Regions from separate parts of the Homo sapiens genome. Here region 2 is linked to region 1. Evidence: chromatin loops called from intact Hi-C (ENCODE). Cell type or tissue: endothelial cell of umbilical vein. All regions are shown on one strand. Links, peaks and the distances in the headings refer to the core of each region. The heading gives the core; the rest is flanking DNA. Region 1 holds the start of ZNF181 (zinc finger protein 181). Region 2 holds the start of ZNF30 (zinc finger protein 30).

Region 1 (8,583 bases), core at 103-8,102:
AATAATATATCCTTAATCTAACAAAGCATCTACCAAAAATTCCTAAATTAAACTTCCTATTTAATGGTGAAATATCAAAAGCTATCCTTTTGAATCCGGATGAAGCGTATCCAGAAAAGAAGGAAAGAATAGGGCAAGGAGGAAGAGACAGGAGAGGACAGCGGGGAAAAGGAGGGAGTGTGAGCTGCACCCGTGTAACCTGCCTGCCCCAGCTCCTCCACAGCCAGGCTGTCCTCCCCACCCACCCCGCCCCTCCACCATGGGTCTCTCTGCTATGGGACCACTCCCCGCTCAGCAGGCTCTCGAGCTCCAGCCCCTCTCCAGGAAATCTCATCTCCCAAAACTCTGCCCAGAACTCTAAAGTGAAGCCAGAGTTGAGGGAGCTCCTCCTCCAGTGTCAACCTGGCTCCCACCTCCCAGTGTGGGAGAAAAGCAAAGCGGGTGAGCTGGGAGGAGTGCAGGCTTTGGGGACAGGCCATTCTCCAGGTGTCAGCCTGGCCGCAGGGCCAATGGTGCCTGGCAGAGAACCACAGGGCTCAGTAAGCAGAGGCCACGCAAGCCCTAAGGTCAGATTTGAGTAGGAGCCAGTGTGGCCAGGTGGGCAGGGGCCCTGGTTGAGGTGACCAGAAATCCCATCAGCACCACTGGGTCTCTTAGAAGATACTCAAGTTCCCAAAACAACTGGGGGTTAGAGGCAGGGGATTAGTCAGACCTCACCTTGGACAGCAGCCCCAGCCCTGTCTCAGCCCCAGGGACACCAGGGCATGGGGCTGTCACAAGGAAGCTGGCTGAAGGCCAGGTGCCTGTGCCTTGACTGAGGGACACGGCTCAGGTCAGTTTGCTCCATGACTCCTGGGACCCTACAGACCCCACTCCGTGTTCTCCTGCAGCCCAGTGCACAGCACGCTGCTCTGCTGTGCCAGGTTGTGTTGTGTTGAGTTGTGCTGTGTCATGTGCTGTGTCACTGTTCCTGCAGACTCCCTGTCCGGGAGCTCTAGGGCCCTGACCTCTAAGAAGCCCCAGCCCCGAGCCAGCCTCAGGCAAGGTCTGCATCCCTGCTGCCTCCGCTTCCCTGGCTCAGCCTTGAAGCTCCCGCTGACCCCTCTGCCACTCACCAACCACCCATCACCCCCTACTTAGAGGCCAGGAAGCAGCAGGGGTCGTTTCCCCCTTCTCTTCACCCTTTCTCTCTTCCCTCCATTCTCCAGGACATACAACTCCAACAGAAACCAGAAATCCTGCAAATGCCCTGACCCACCCACCAACCCCAGGGCACCTCCTGCCCAGGTATTTGGCACAGGGGATGCCCTCACACCGACCCCATCATGTGCCCTCGTGGCCCCGAGGCTGTAGCATGGGATGCCTGTCTGGCCCTGGACCTGCCCTGGGCCCTGCCCTCTGCCACCGCTCACAGGACAAACCCAAACAATTGCTGTCCTCCCTCTGAAATGGTGGTCATGGGGGTGCAGGGAAGGCCTCACGTCCCTCCTGTGCCCAGGCCCCTCACCCCAACACTCTGGCTGGCTGCATCTGCTGCCCAGAGCCCTTGGTCACCAGGCGTGCAGCCTGGACCACGCTGATGGCAAGGGAGGCCCTTCCTAAGCCTAGAGGTGGTCTAAACCTTCATGGAACTGCTGGTCACAGTGCCAGCCAGAGTCCCAGGTGACGCTGAGATAGCTCAAAGTGGTGCATGGGAGATGTCTGATATCAACCCTCTCCTGGAGGTAGATGATGTCTCCAGCCTGGTGACTTCCCTGGCCTCCAGCCACCACCACCCCCAGTGTCCCCAAGGCTGAAGGTGCAAGCTTGCCCTGGCCCTGGTCCTGGCATAGAAAGTGCACGATCTGGTCATGTCATGCAGGTGAGGATACTTGTGTGCCAGGTAACCTCAGGCAGGCATGGTGGCGCTTGTGGGGCAATCCTGTAACCTGCAGTGTGGTGGGTGGGATGGGTGTGTGTGACACAGGCAGGAACTACTCCTGATGGCAGCTGACGACCCACATGTGTACTGGGTGGGTGCCAATGGGAGTAGCAGGTGAGTGGCTGAGCACAGGCAGGTGAATGAGTGACAGCTACACAAACCCCACCACTGAGCACGTCCCTCCCAGGGCAAAGCAGATCAGATCACAGGCCCAGCCCTGGGAGGCCCAGAGGAGCCTCAGGTCCTCAGGAAGGCTCCTGGCCCTCTTCGCCCTAGGAGGACCCCCCCCCCGCCCCAAGCCGGCTCCACCTGTAGCTGTGGGCGTGGGAGGGAGACAGAGCGCTCTGGCGGCCAGAGAAGGAAGGAAGATGGAGGGAGGGCGGACTTCTGCTCCCTGACGCTGCTGCTAGGCCCCCTGCGGCCCTCCTGGAGCCCACACCTTTCAGCTGCAGTCTCCCAGCCTTCGTCCCCAGGACGAAGCCCACTAAGCCAGTGCTTTTCCACTGCAGCTGGCTGTTCCGCTTGGGGAGGGTTCCCAGATTGTGCAAAGTGAGGAAGGGTCCCCTGTCCCTGCCCCGCAGGGCCCCCACTCCAGGCCTCCCCCATCTCTCCCTGTCTCTCTCAGAGGTAGAGGCAGCATTAAATTAAAATTTAATTAAAATATTAAAAATAAAGTAAAAAATTCAAATATACAACAGTAGACTGTCTGGCTTGCATACAAAGAAGGCCATTGCCCCTTTGGGTGAGCCGGGCAAGGTCAGGGTCTAAGAAGCGCCTCTGGTGAGAAGCGGTTGTCAGGCTCTGATGGCTGCGGGAGGAGTGACTCCTCCCAGGATGAGGGTCTGTGTCCTCTCAGTGCTCACTCAAGTTCCGTATTTCCAAGTCCTTCCAGGGGGCGTAACGCACGTGAGAACTGCCATTTCTGTCACAGATACGTGGCCGCATGCATTTCCAGGAAATGTCCTTGGTTCGCGAACTACAGCTGGCACAATCCAGCCCAGGGCGTTCTGTGAGCTGTAGTCTCCAGCAAGTGAATTCCAAAAAAACCTCAAAGACCTCAAAGACCATACAGGGTGGACAGCGTAGTAGCAGGGTTTGGGAAGAGAGGAGCTCTTTTGCTAGCAAAGGCGAGAGCTCGCCTGGTACAAGGTCTGCCCACGTCCCGGGAGATAAACATTAGTGTGAGCGCACGCTAGACCCAGAAGAGTTTGCCACGGCCGCACGGTTTTCTGGGAAGTGTAGTTTCTTGGTCCCGGCGCCATTGTCCTTAAAAGTAGAGGGTGGCCCTTGGTTCCGAGGTGTATCTTTCACCTCATCAGTATGACTATATGCCCCAGGACACTTCCCGCATGGTCCTAACTGCCGGGCTCTGGGACGACAGCCCCAGGCGGTTTAGTTTTTTAGGAAACCGAGATCTGTTTGCCCGCGGCGCCCCAGGTCCGCGCGGCCGCAGAGACTCCTGGGAAGTGTGGTCTTCCGGTACCTGCGGTTCGTTGCGCCTGGAATTTTGTCCCCTGCGCGGATGATTCTGGGAAATGTCGATCGGCTGTGGGCGGCGCACTGGGTCCGCCCCGCTGTAGCCTCAGGCCTGACGGCGACTCCCAGGCTCCGGGACGATTCTGGGCAGTGTCGTCCCCAGAGGTCGGCGGCCGTTGCCCGCTCACCAGCGACGCGGGGCGCCTGCGGGGACGGTGAGGCCCTGCTGAGGACTCCGGCCAGTATGAGTCCCGGGGGCGGCGGCGGGGCTCAGGCCCTGGGTCTGCCCCGCGGTGTGACCCCGGCCGGTGCCTTGGTTTTCCTGGCCTTCATGTCCTCCTATGTAAACGCGGGGTGATGACGGCGCCGACCTCTTGGCGCTGTTGTGAGAGTGAAGTGGGCGCGTGGTTAGACGCCAGCCACAGTTGTCTTTGGGTTATGTCGTCATGAAGCCGGCGCTCTACAGTTGTGTAACCTTGAACAAATGGGTTCAGTATCTTGGAATTTCAGTTTTGTCATCGTTTAAAAAATAGATCTGGAAAAATGTGAACGCACACCGTGCATAGTGGTGAAGACTGAACGAGCTGATAAAGTTTTTACCATTGTTTTATGAGGATTTTATTTACAGAGTAATTGATTTTCCTCGCAGGTGGCACCTGGTAAATGGTTAGCCCTTGCGGAGAAACACCCTGTTAGTTCCCAGGGAGAGATTGGCGCCCTGGAGAGTGATTACCAGTGTGCCTTTCCATTATGGTGTGTCACAGGTGCCGCAAGATAAGCCTGATTTTTCATGACTGCTTTTTCCTGCCCTTCTGTGCCCTCAGGACACTGCCCATCTCTAAGATAAGAGCCTGGAAAGAGGACTCTGTTGGCTGTTGGAAATTGCAGAGTAATGCCTCAGGTAGGTCGGTGTGTCCGCAAATCTTCCTGAAACACTTTATCAGGACTGTGTGTTTGCTTTGCTTCTCCTGCCTGTTCCCACCTAACCAAGTCCATTTAAGGGACTGGATCCATGGTTCCTTTCAGTATAGGAAGGACGGAGCCCACAGGAGAGCTCCAAGGTATTATCCTCCTCACCCAGTGTTCCTCTTTTCTACAGTTTTCTGCTAGAAGACTTTCTAGTCTTGCCAACATTTTAAAACTGTAATTCACAATGCAACTTTGGAATGTAAGGTTATTCGGTTTATGGTTGTCAAAACTGTACCATGTGGTCTCAAGTGAAGAGATGCTTGCAGTCATCCTTGATTCTTCCCTTTGACTTATACCTATATTCAGATCCTCTAGTTGGAGCTAAGCTATACACTGTATACAGAATCTGACCATTAGTTACCCCAGCACTACCACCACCACTACCACCCCGGTAGTGATAGCAATAAAGCCACCTGGATTATTGCGGTAGCCTCCTAGCTGGATTCCCTGCATCTGCCCTTAACCCTCATCAGTCTGTTCTCAGTACAGCTGTGACCGTGGTCCTATTGTTACATAAATTCCTGTCATTCCTCAACCTATAATTTTTCAGTGGCTCTAACTGAGTCACTTCTGCAATGACCTATTTGTACAATTAGGCCATTACCTTTCTGATCCCACCTTCCTTCTCTGCCTCCTCATTCCTGTGAGCTCTAGCCACTGTCACTAGTTGCTGTGCCATCGACGTGGAATATTCTTCCCCCACATACGCACAAACTTGCATCCTTATCTTCTTCGTGTGTTTGTTCCGTGGTTACTTTCTCAGAAAAGCTTCCCTGAATGGCTATTTGCAATCGCAGTCACCTTCCCTCGCCTAGCACTTCCACTCCTCCATCACTGCTTTGTTGTTTTCCACAGTGTGTGTCACTCACTAGCTGATGTACTGTATGTTCAGTATATGCACATGCTCATTGTCTGTTCCTGGTGGGAGGAATCTTTTTTCTTTTTTGTTGTCTGTTATAGCTTCAGTACCCAGAGGGTTACCTGGCACCAAATAGATGCTTAGTAAGTAATTGTGGAGTGAATAAGATGAGTAATGACGAACTGGTGGGGCAGAATCATGGCATGGAAGGTGAAGCTTGCATAGGAGGGGATGTGAGTAGCAGATGTACATGTTGGGTGAAGTCTGTTTTCTTGGAGAAGTTAGATAATTAGAATTGAAAAACTGGTGTGGTGGTACATGCCTGTTTTTCCAGCTATTCGGGAGGGTGATGAGTTGAGAAAATTTCTTGAACCCTGTGGTGTGCGGCTGCAGTGAGCTATGATTATGTCACTGCACTCCAGCCTGGCGGCAGAGCAAGAAAAAAGTAACAGCTAAAGTGAACTAATGCCAAAATCATTCATTGGTTCATCTTCTAAACACTTAGGAAGTATCTGTTAGGAAAAGTTGTACATGGATTTTGGTGTACACTGACACACAGGACTTCATGATCTAGTGCAGTATTGTCTAAGAGAACTTTCTGCAGTGGTGGAAGTGCTCTGCATGTGTACTGGTCAGTACAGTAGCCACCAGCCCTGTATGACTATTGAGTACTTGAACTGTGGCTTAAGCAACTGAGAAACTGAATTTTAAACTTTACTTATTTTATTTTTACATTTTAATTAATTTAAATGTATGTAGCCAAATTGCCTAGTGGCTACTGTATTGAGGATTGCAGCACTGGTAGAAAAGTAAGAAAGCATAAGAAATTAAAATAAATGCCAGGACAGATAGGCTATGTTCTTTTGGGGACAGAGATGAGTGAACACCCCAGGCTGCCCAGACAACTGAAGGGGAAGAAGGAAGCATCCCTGGCTCTAACTTGTAATAACCTGTTCATCATAAAGCTATGAGAAATGTTTTTTTGATTTGGGATAAAGGGAATTAACTAACACAGTGGCAACTCCAATTAACAGGTGAATTTAGGATAAATTATGTGTAGCAAATTGAACTGTAAGGTCTTACTTGATTATTTGGAAAATGTATGTATTGGATTGTATCTGCTTGGCTATAAAAAAGAGATTTCTTCCTGTCCTTTTAATCTCATTAGTGGATTGCCTGTGAAGTGCATCACAGTTGATTTAGTGATTATTAAGTAATAAAACTGTGTTCTTTTTTTCTACATTTGTGGAGAGGATTTTCTGCCATTGGCAGGAGATTTGAATTTTAATTATTTTCCCAACACCTGGCAAAAATAAATTCTGCCTTTAAAACCAAAGACGAGTATCACTGGTGAACATGCATGCAAAATATCCAAATAATGTAATACAATGCTGAATTAACTCTCAGAGCTAAAAAATTACCACAGGCAAGCAGTCTGTTTCACAAATCAAAGACAGTAATAATGCTGTATTAAATAGATGTATTTTTTGTACATATTATAATTTGACTAGCCAATAAACTATTATTGAATATTTAAGCTTCCAAAGTTTTACTAAAAAGTAATATTGTGAAATGAGTACTATTGAAAGGAATTTCTAAGCCACATCTGTGAACATTTCCTTATTTTCTTTGAAACGTACCCCTTTATTTTTTTCCCTTTACTTTCAGGTCTTATTTAAGGACTATCTAAGGCAGTGGTGCCCAACCTTTTTGGCACCAGGGATCGGTTTTGTGGAAGACAGTTTTTCCACAGAAGCAGGAGGTGGTGGTTTGGGGGTGAAACTGTTTCACCTCAGATCATCAGGCATTAGTTCAATTCACATAAGGGGCGTGCAACCTTAATCCCTTGCATGCGCACTTCACAGTAGGGATTGCGCTCCTATGAGAGTCTAATGCCATAGCTGATCTGACAGGAGGCAGGGCTCAGGTGATAAAAGTCATTTGCCTGCCACTCATCTCCTGCTCTGTGGCCTGATTTCTAACAGGCCACAGACTGGTACCAGTGGTTATGTACCCCTAACCATCAGGGGATTAGGGACCCCTGATCTATGGCATGAAACCATCCTTCAGTCTTTTCACCCAGGGGTCTCATATTTTAATAATTGTCTATCAGTACAAAGTTTAAGTATACACCATAAATATATTTTTCTTTTTTGTTTATGAATCAGTTATGTGTATATTTTAGTCCATTGGTGCTGCTATAACAGAATACCACAGACTGAGTAATAGAAATTGACTTCTCATGGTTTTGGAGCCTGGGAAGTCCAAGATCAAGGGGCAGGCATCCAGCAAGGGCCTTCTTGCTGTGTCCTTTTATGGTGGAAGGGCGAAGAGAAGAGAGAGAACCAAAAAGGGGCCCAAACTCATTTTTTAAATAAGGAAGTCACTCCTAATGATGATGACATTAATCCATTCATGAGGGCAGAGCCCTCAAGGCCTAATCATCTCCTAAGGTCTCACCTCTCAAAACTGTTACAGCGGCGATTAAGTTCAATACACGCGTTTTGGGGGTCACAATCAAACCATAACAGTGTATGTCTATTAGTCTTTAATATAAAGGTTTTTTTTTTGTTTTTGTTTTTTTTTTTGAGACAGAGTCTTGTTCTATTACCCAGGCTGGAGTGCAGTGGCGCAACCTCCGCCTCTTGGGTTCAAGCCATTCTCCTGCCTCAGCCTCCCAAGTAGTTGGGATTACAGGTGTGAGCCACCACACCCAGCTGCCCATTTTTTGTGAGCCTTAGTGGATCATCCTGAGTATCCCATTTGAGAGACAATCACTTTACCCTCATTTTTTAATTACTTACCTAGCAGTTAAGCTGTAAAAGATATAACTAAATACTTGACTCTGTGCTGTCAAATGTCAAATGCTGATTTTTAAAAATTCATGTATTTCTGTAACTTTTAGCAAAATTAACTCTACTGAAGCAAAGCTCTCATATTTGTTTCTCACCTTTATTGTATAATAATTCTAAGCACATAACTGTCCCCCTTATTGTATAGTAATTCCAACTACATAACTGTCCTATTATTACTTAACTGAGATCACATTCCCAATCATTGCCACAACTCCTGAATCTTGTTCCATTTCTCCCACAACCAGGCTAATTTTACCCTTTCTTCAGTGACAGAAGAGGCCTGGGCTATGGCTGAGCCTAAATATGTTTGCTATTTCAGGTGACATTTAATGATGTGGCTATAGACTTCACTCATGAAGAGTGGGGATGGCTCAGTTCTGCTCAGAGGGACTTATACAAGGATGTGATGGTCCAGAATTATGAGAACCTGGTCTCTGTAGGTAAGGATATTACCCCTTCCACTCCAGTAGGGGACACCTTTCTTTTGCCACCCTGAATTGCTG
Region 2 (8,583 bases), core at 116-8,115, 190 kb after region 1:
ACCTCCCGGATGGGGCGGCTGGCCGGGCAGGGGGCTGACCCCCCCACCTCCCTCCCGGACGGGGCGGCTGGCCGGGCGGGGGACTGACCCCCCCCACCTCCCTCCCGGACGGGGTGGCTGCCAGGCGGAGACGCTCCTCACTTCCCAGACGGGGTGGCTGCCGGGCGGAGGGGCTCCTCACTTCTCAGACGGGGCGGCTGCCGGGCGGAGGGGCTCCTCACTTTTCAGACGGGGCGGTTGCCAGGCAGAGGGTCTCCTCACTTCTCAGACGGGGCGGCCGGGCAGAGACGCTCCTCACATCCCGGACGGGGCGGCAGGGCAGAGGCGCTCCCCACATCTCAGACGATGGGCAGCCGGGCAGAGACACTCCTCACTTCCTAGATGGGATGGCGGCCGGGAAGAGGCGCTCCTCACTTCCTAGATGGGATGGCGGCCGGGCAGAGACGCTCCTCACTTTCCAGACTGGGCAGCCGGGCAGAGGGGCTCCTCACATCCCAGATGATGGGCGGCCGGGCAGAGGGGCTCCTCACATCCCAGACGATGGGCGGCCAGGCAGAGACGCTCCTCACTTCCCAGACGGGGTGGCGGCCGGGCAGAGGCTGCAATCTCGGCACTTTGGGAGGCCAAGGCAGGTGGCTGGGAGGTGGAGGTTGTAGCGAGCCGAGATCACGCCACTGCACTCCAGCCTGGGCACCATTGAGCACTGAGTGAACGAGACTCCGTCTGCAATCCCGGCACCTCGGGAGGCCGAGGCTGGCGGATCACTCGCGGTTAGGAGCTGGAGACCAGCCCAGCCAACACAGCGAAACCCCGTCTCCACCAAAAAAATACGAAAACCAGTCAGGCATGGCGGCACGCACCTGCAATCGCAGGCACTCGGCAGGCTGAGGCAGGAGAATCAGGCAGGGAGGTTGCAGTGAGCCGAGATGGCAGCAGTACAGTCCAGCTTCGGCTCGGCATCAGAGGGAGACCGTGGAAAGAGAGGGAGAGGGAGACGGGAGAGGGAGAGGGAGACCTTCTGAGGACTGTCAACATAAGTTATAACATAACATATATAACATAACTTGTTATGTTATATTGTATATAACATAACTTATAACATAACTTATAGCATAAGTTACATATATGTAACATAGGTTACATAACTTATAACACCTTATAAGTCACTATGTAACTTATAACATTTCCTTTATTATTTATTGTCTGCTTCTCTCAATTCAAATTAAGGTAGATAAATTTCTTTGTTCACACATCTAGAAATGCATCTGCAACAGGGCGGGTGCTCAGTTAGTATTTGTTAAAACACACAGGAACCATGGCTTTACACCTGTTTACTCTCTCTAAATCAACCCTCAATGATTCCTTTCCCTCCACATTTATGATTGTTCAATGTTATCAGGAAGAGAAATAAATCATAATTTGAAGAAACAAAAATTTAATGGTAGCCACAATTATAGTAGAACCATTACCTCAACTGAATTCCTCACATCTCAGAACTCAGGATTCTGTACTTACCTCCCACTGGGACGTATCTTTTCCAGGCATCACAGATAATTTTCTTCTCCAGCTATCTTATGATTCTTTTTGTATAATTTCATTAATCAACATTAACAGCCTTCTAGGAATTGCTCACTTCACAAATGTTTTTTGGAGGTAATCTCAGTTCCCTATGAAGACTCTGTCTCTGCACTTCCAGATGAGAGGAAAATCACTCCCAGAAAGAGATGAGACAATGGAATCCCAAGCCTTTATCTCAGCGTTCGGATGACCTCTCTTGACAAATGCACAAGATAATACAACTGCGGCCACTATCCTAGTTGGAAACACAATTTGGTAAGTGGTTATTCTTTTCAGATAAACGTATGGAACTTAGACGAAATATATTTCAGGAAATGCAGTGAGAAACATTATAAGGGGGAAAGTTCTGCTCTCCTAGATTAGAACATCACTGACAGTGGCCAGAGAAAGTTTCCTGAGGGATCAGGGACTGTCATTTTCCACTGGATGCTCAGATTCCAGCTGTAGGGTTTGTGAGTATCCTTCCTCCCTCTTCCATGAGACAGCCTCATCTGAAATCTCCAATTTACCTCTGACGATTAAACACCTAGACCCTCACTATAGTCACACAAGTCTTCACTCAAAACACAAGGGCATAGCAGTAAGATTGCGATCCTTAGCTGTCATCTATGGAGTGATCACTTTTGAGGGGCACTTTTTGAATAAATCATTTCAAAATCATTTCAAAAATTTTCTCAAAAAAAAAACCCTATGATTTAAAAATTTCTTTGACATTCTAAGTATTCTACTAATCTATTTTATTTCTACCCACCATGGAACCCACATTTCCCTCTGCAAAATACAAATTTCTATTGTATTCACCCCTCACCCCTGAACATAAATTTATCCTCCCAAACAAATTTCTGCCCAGATGACATTTTGACGGCTATTTACACATCCCCATCTCAGAGAGCACATTGTACATAATTTGGCCCTTAATGCAGCCTCTATGAAAAGTCCTTTAATCAGGGGACTAGATGAGTCCTTATTTGTCTTGAATGTCTCTAGTTCCTCCAGGACAGAAGTGATCAGTGACCACAGCCAGTTCAGGAATCACAGGATATTGCAAATTTGTCTCCGATTGACATGAATTGGGTGGATTCTCACTCCAGGTCTATCACCTTCTTATTTGTTAATGAAATATTTGTCTTCAGACATTGTAATAGATACCCAATGAGTTTCAGAGGGTTTGAAAATGAACACTTTAGACATGAATAGCCTATATGGTGAACTTACAGAGGCAAAGCGACTGGTCAACAAACAGCTGCTCTACCAAAAAAGCCTGGAGTTACAAAGCAGATGAACATTTTTGCAGAGCTGGAAACTAATTCCAATAAGGCTAAAAACTTGCTACTGCTGGTAGGGAAAATCCTAACTATTGACAGTCAAATGCTTTTGATGCGAGGCTACTTAGGTTGATGTTGATAAGAGAAAAGTTCCCTTGTCCCCCTGGCAGGGCGTGCGATGGGGGTGTGGCTCGCTTCTTCAGTGTCCCGCTGCTCAAACCTCCAGGGGAGTATACAGACGGGCGGGCTGTGGGGCTCTGACCCCATGGCAGTGTCTAGGGGTGAATGTTTATAGCTGAAGCCCCAGTGGGCGTGTTACAGGATGCTCTTTAGCTGTCCGCAGGCGGCTTATGTTAGTCAATTCAATTAGATCCCTGCGTTATCGCAAGGACAGAGGGCTTTCATATCCCGGGGTTCCTGTCTTGGTGTACCAGAAGAATCAGATCACACATGGGCTTGGAGGATGACTGCAGGGTTTTGAGTGGAAGTAGCTCTCAACAGTTGGGGGAGCCAGAAGGGAAATGGTTTTCCCCTGGAATCGGGCTGCTCCGCAGCACCGGCTCTCCTTGGACTGCCCCAGCCAAACTCCGCGTCCTTCTGGTGGGTGGCCTGCCCGCGTGCCAGCGTCTGTCATGTCTTCTTCCGCCAACATGTTCCTCTGGATGTCCAGCGGCTTGTGTGTCTGCTTGCTAGGGTCTCAGAGTATTTATAGGGACAGGATGGGGGCGGGAACAGGATGGGGGCGTGGCAGGCCAGGGTGGTCTTGGGAAACGCAACATTTGGGCAGGAAAACAAAAATGCCTGCCCTCACCTAGGTCAGTTGGCACAGGGCCAGGGGTGGAGCCCTAGCCAGGGACCACACCCTCCTGTACCCAGCACCTCCCTTTCCCCCTTCCATATCATTTAAAGGGACCCCGCCCTTCCCTCCCCAGCACTCCCCTTCCCCACCTCCTTATCAATGTCATCACCCTGGACTGACTCCAGGAATCACTGTAATGTGGGCTTAATAAGAACAGAGCTCGGCTGGCCGCGGTGGCTCACCCTGTCATCCCAGCACTTTGGGAGGCTGAGGCGGGTGGATCGCTTGAGCCCAGGAGTTCGAGACTAGCCTGGGCAAGATGGCAAAACCCCATTTCTACAAAAAATATACAAAAATTAGCCAGGTGTAGTGGCGCGCCCCTGTAGTCTCAGCTACTCTGGAGGCCGAGGTGGGAGAATCACTTGAACCTGGGAGGCAGAGGTTACAGTAAGCCGAGATAGCGCCACTGCATTCCAGTCTGAGCGACAGAGGGAGACCCTGTCTCAAAACAAAACAAAAACAAAACAAACAAAAAGCGGAGCTGACAGTCAAGGTGAATTTCACGTTTGCCTGTATTCAGTTTTAGCATTACATAAACCAAAAGAAGAATGCCATAAAGGCTACAGGCAGCTAATACAGAGAGGTGTTACTGGAAAAGGAACCAGAAAGAGTAAATATCTCCTAAACGTATGATGGGACAGAAAGATAAATGCCTATTACATATAGTTAATATCTGTTTGATTAGCCTTATTTACATTCTCCTTTTAAAAGGTCTTACATTTAGCATCTTAGATAGAACCCACAAAATTTAAATATTTAATAGAAACTTAAAATTCCTGTATCAGAGGACAGAAATATATTTTTCTCACACGTGATTAGTCTAATTGCCACTATTAATCCTATTAATATTCTGTTAAATAATAGCATTTCTGTAGCGAAAAGCAAACAGTACGGAAAGATAATTTCAAACACCTAGTTTTCATATTTTTGTGTTAAAGTAATAACATATTTTGGTATAGATTATCATTTTTTGTTTGTTTTTGTTTTTGCTTTTTCTGACCTGGTGTGTTAATGCCCTGGGTTGGCCCTCTAAGAAGCTGGCCACCTACTTCGGGCCTCAGGTGTCAGACGCCCCAGCTTCGAGGTCTATGGCTCCCAGCAACTCGAGCGCCTGCGCCTGCGCATTCTCAGCCGGACGGGAGCGCCCAGAAGTCTCCGGGCGCCGGTGGGCGGCCTTGTGGACTGCGCCGGGCATGCTCGGCGGTGTGACGGCTCAGGACTGCATTTCCCAGAGGCTGCAGCTATCCGGCCAATGTAGCCTGAAACTACATTTCTCAGCGGCCACTGGAACGACCTCAATCTCTGCCTCCTCGCCAGTTCATTGTGGTCGTTGACCCGGCAGCGAGCTTTGGAGTTCATCGAGGGAGAAGTCAGCGCCCAGCTCCGAGGTTGGAGCAGCCCCGCCGGGCAACTTGAATTTCTGCAAACGAACACAGCACCGGGAGCTCTGCAGACCTGTGTCGGCGCGGAACCCGGACTGAGACATGCGTGAGCGTTGGGTGGACCGGGCGAGGATCCCGGGCCGGCGAGTGCGGGAGCGGCAGGGCAGGGAGGGTGCGTCGGCCGGGGCCGGTGTGCATCCGCGAAGACTGGGTGCATGGCCTCCATGCGAACCTGAGCTATTAATATTTGTTACTATTTTGGATAAAATCACTGTAATTGATTTATGTAAAGGAGCAAAAGACTCTTCAACTCTCAGTTTAAAAAGGAAACGATAGTTATGATACCTTTTGCATGCAGCGGGAAGAAATGGGATTGCCAGGAAGCCTCTTCTTGTTTGGAAAAAACTGTATAAAGTATTTACACCTTTTAAAGATGAGAGCAATGTCATCTGAAAATTATCAGTGCAGGGAAAAGGACTTCAAAGGATCTGTTGTGCAGATTACTTAACTAATGACAAAATTATGTAAGAAAGGAGAGCAAGATGACAGCTGTAAACATTTCCATCAATCTCCATATTGCACAGAAATAGGACCCAGCTTTTTCTTAAGGTTCTTCAATTTTGCATTATCCCACAGCAGTAGCTCTCTCTCTCTAGCTGCTAGGGGACAGAGGAAATTGAAATGTCAGAGAATCTTTTCTGTTGGTTTTTTATTTGTTTGTTTTTAAAGAAGAGTTGCTCTTAATTTTTTAGTTAGAATTAAAAGAAAGCATGCCAGAGAAACTTACGTTTTAAGTAAAAAGTGGAAACAGGTCGGGTGCCATGGCTCATGCCTGTAATCCCAGCACTTTGGGAAGCTGAGGCGGGTGGATTGCCTGAGCTCAGGAGTTCGAGACCACCAACATGGCAACATGGTGAAACCCCGTCTCTACTAAAAATATAAAAATTAGCCAGGCATGGTGGCGTGCGCTTGTAGTCACAGCTACTTGAGAGGCGGAGGTGGGAGAAGTGCTTGAAGCTGGGAGGCGGCGGAGGTTGCAGTGAGTGGAGATGGCACCACCGCAATCCAGCCTGGGCGACAGAGCGAGATCCCTTCTCTAAAAAAAAAAAAATATATATATATATATATATATATATATATATATAGATAGATAGATAGATAGATACATAAATTAAATTAAGTGGAAACAAGTGTTTAATTAAAATGAAATAAAGGATGTATAATGTTTACGTAATAACTCCAATGCAGTAGTGCCCCCTTAATCGGCAGTTTCACTTTCTTCACTTTGTTACCCTCAGTCAACCATGATCTGAAAATAGGTGATTTTGGTACAATAAGATATTTTGAGAGAGAGGGGCCATGTTCACATAACTTTTATTACAGTATGCTATTATAGTTGTTCTATTTTATTATTAGTTATTGCTATTACTCAATTATGGTGGCCGGGTGCGGTGGCTCACGCCTGTAATCCCAGCACTTTGGGATACTGAGATGGGTGGATCAATTGAGGTCAGGAGTTCGAGACCAGCCTGGCCAACATGGTGAAACCCTGTCTCTAGTAAAAATACAAAAATTAGCCAGGCGTGGTGGTGGGCACCTGTAATCCCAGCTACTTGGGAGGCTCCCAGGAGGTGGAGGTTGCAGTGAGCCAAGATCACACCACTGCACTCCAGCCTGGGCAACAGAGTGAGACCCTGTCTCAAACAAACAAACAAACAGAAAAATAAAAATCTCTTATGGTGCCTAATTTATAAATTAAACTTAATCATAGGTGTGTATGTATAAGAAAAAACATAGTATATATGGGGTTCCGTCAGACATCTACTGAGGATCTTAGAGTGTATCTCCCCCCTGTGGATAAGAGGGAGCTACCATAGTAAGAGCTAACTCGGCTGCGCGCGGTGGCTCACGCCTGTAATCCCAGCACTTTGGGAGGCTGAGGCGGGCGGATCACGAAGTCAGGAGATGGAGACCATCCTGGCCAACATGGTGAAATTCCGTCTCTACTAAAAATACAAAACTTAGCTGGGCGTGACTATGCGCCTGTAGTCCTAGCTACTCGGGAGGGAGGCAGAGGCAGGAGAATCACTTGAATCTGGGTGGCGTAGGTTGCCGTGAGCCAAGATGGCGCCACTGCACTCACTCCAGCCTGGGTGACAGGGCGAGACTCCGTCTCAAAAAATAAAACAAAACAAAACAAAACAAAAGAGCCAACTCATGTTAAGCAAGTATTCTATTAACTTTTGGGGTGGGTTTTCTTATTCTTCAGGACAACCACATGTTGGAGCTGATACTCCTATTACTATTTTAGTGATGAGAAAACTGAGCCATATTAGTAACTGCCTGATCATTTTCTCCTATGTTCTCTACCTCCCGTGTCTTGACCAACCTCAGATTTATACTGTCACCATTAAAGAAGCTCTGGATTGGGTGATATGGACTCTTTCTTAGGCTTAGAACGTGGGAATGGAGTGAGGAGAATCTGTTCAAGAGAAGACTGTGCAACCCAATTTGAGACCTAGATCAACATTCCCAAAATGGGGGCCTGGTGGGAAAGCTTGTGTCTGATTCTGCCTTCCTTAAGAAGTGCCACACCTCTGCGATCAACTCTGTACAGCTTAGTTAACTGGGGCTTGAATTCCACTGTTCTCCAAATTTTGTTTGAGGGTGTTTGTAGCACAGTTTGGAAGCTGAAATGAAGGGACAGGAAGGTTTATTAATGTATGTCATTGAGAACACTAAAGCCTCCTTTTCTCCTCTCTGGATTTTCTAGCTTTTGAACTTCTCAGATAGAGGAACCCCAGTGAAGACTGATCAGTTCTTACAATTCTCAAAGCATGGCCCATGTAAGTTGGTGTTTCTTCTTGAAATATGGGGATTTTTATATTACGTGGCTATTTTCCTTAATTGACCTGAAGCATTCTTCATCAGAATGTACCATCTAATTGCCTACTTGATTCCTTCTGTTTGGCGGAATGATGTCAAAGTATCGTTTCCTCCTTACGAGGTCCTCATTTCTAATCGGTGTTCATGAATTCATTGAGCAAGTTACGAAGCAGGTAAATAGTAAGTCTTAGCTGAAAGGCTGTGATAGAGCAGTGGAGGATTGAAGTCCCGTGGCAGAAGTATTTGAGCTTCCTACATCCATCTGTGGTTTGATGAGTTTGATCTGTTGGCTTCATCTGGCCACACATCAGAAGATTTGAAGTTTTCCACAGAGCTGATAAGATGGAATTTTGTATTGATTGGTCTCAATATGATGAGATAACATGCTCTATGAGGCTTTTAAGATTGAGTGGGGATGTGATTATGATGTGAAACATTGATATCATGGTTCTTCTTGGGATGCCTGAGAGTGATACTAAGGTCAATTTTGTTATGGAATGGGACCTGCCAGACTTGGACAACATGCATTTGGTTCTGAGTCATTTTCACCCTAATCCACTAACTCAAGAACAGCCAAATGGCCAGGTGCAGTGGCTCACACCTGTAAACCCAG

The links. Hi-C counts contacts between places; a loop is a spot of excess contacts. Peaks named below come from ENCODE experiments on the same cell type or tissue, not always from the same donor. Only the 100,000 strongest peaks of a DNase experiment are listed, where the experiment ranks them.
Region 2: a loop joins it to region 1, with 2.6 times the contacts of the local background. A loop is called at or near these places in 17 of 110 quality-filtered maps.

Annotation. Positions count from the first base shown.
Region 1 is chr19:34,730,749-34,739,331 of GRCh38, forward strand. It overlaps ZNF181 (zinc finger protein 181), which reads left to right and starts at 3,495. Exons shown (of 4, transcript NM_001029997.4): 1 at 3,495-4,298; 2 at 8,400-8,520. The coding sequence starts at 4,290. RefSeq lists silencers at 612-822, 3,528-3,577, 3,678-3,737 and enhancers at 2,343-2,402, 2,620-3,137, 2,858-3,247. In endothelial cell of umbilical vein, for the core only: no CTCF peak of the experiment used is centred there; DNase peaks (open chromatin) are centred at 3,173, 3,433 and 3,773; H3K4me3 peaks cover 1,714 bases; H3K27ac peaks cover 1,211 bases.
Region 2 is chr19:34,922,027-34,930,609 of GRCh38, forward strand. It overlaps ZNF30 (zinc finger protein 30), which reads left to right and starts at 4,877. Exons shown (of 5, transcript NM_194325.3): 1 at 4,877-5,190; 2 at 7,858-7,930. The coding sequence starts at 7,922. It overlaps ZNF30-AS1 (ZNF30 antisense RNA 1), which reads right to left and starts at 4,800. Exons shown (of 3, transcript NR_110749.1): 1 at 4,703-4,800; 2 at 1,516-1,808; 3 at 989-1,025. In endothelial cell of umbilical vein, for the core only: no CTCF peak of the experiment used is centred there; a DNase peak (open chromatin) is centred at 4,895; H3K4me3 peaks cover 1,036 bases; H3K27me3 peaks cover 155 bases.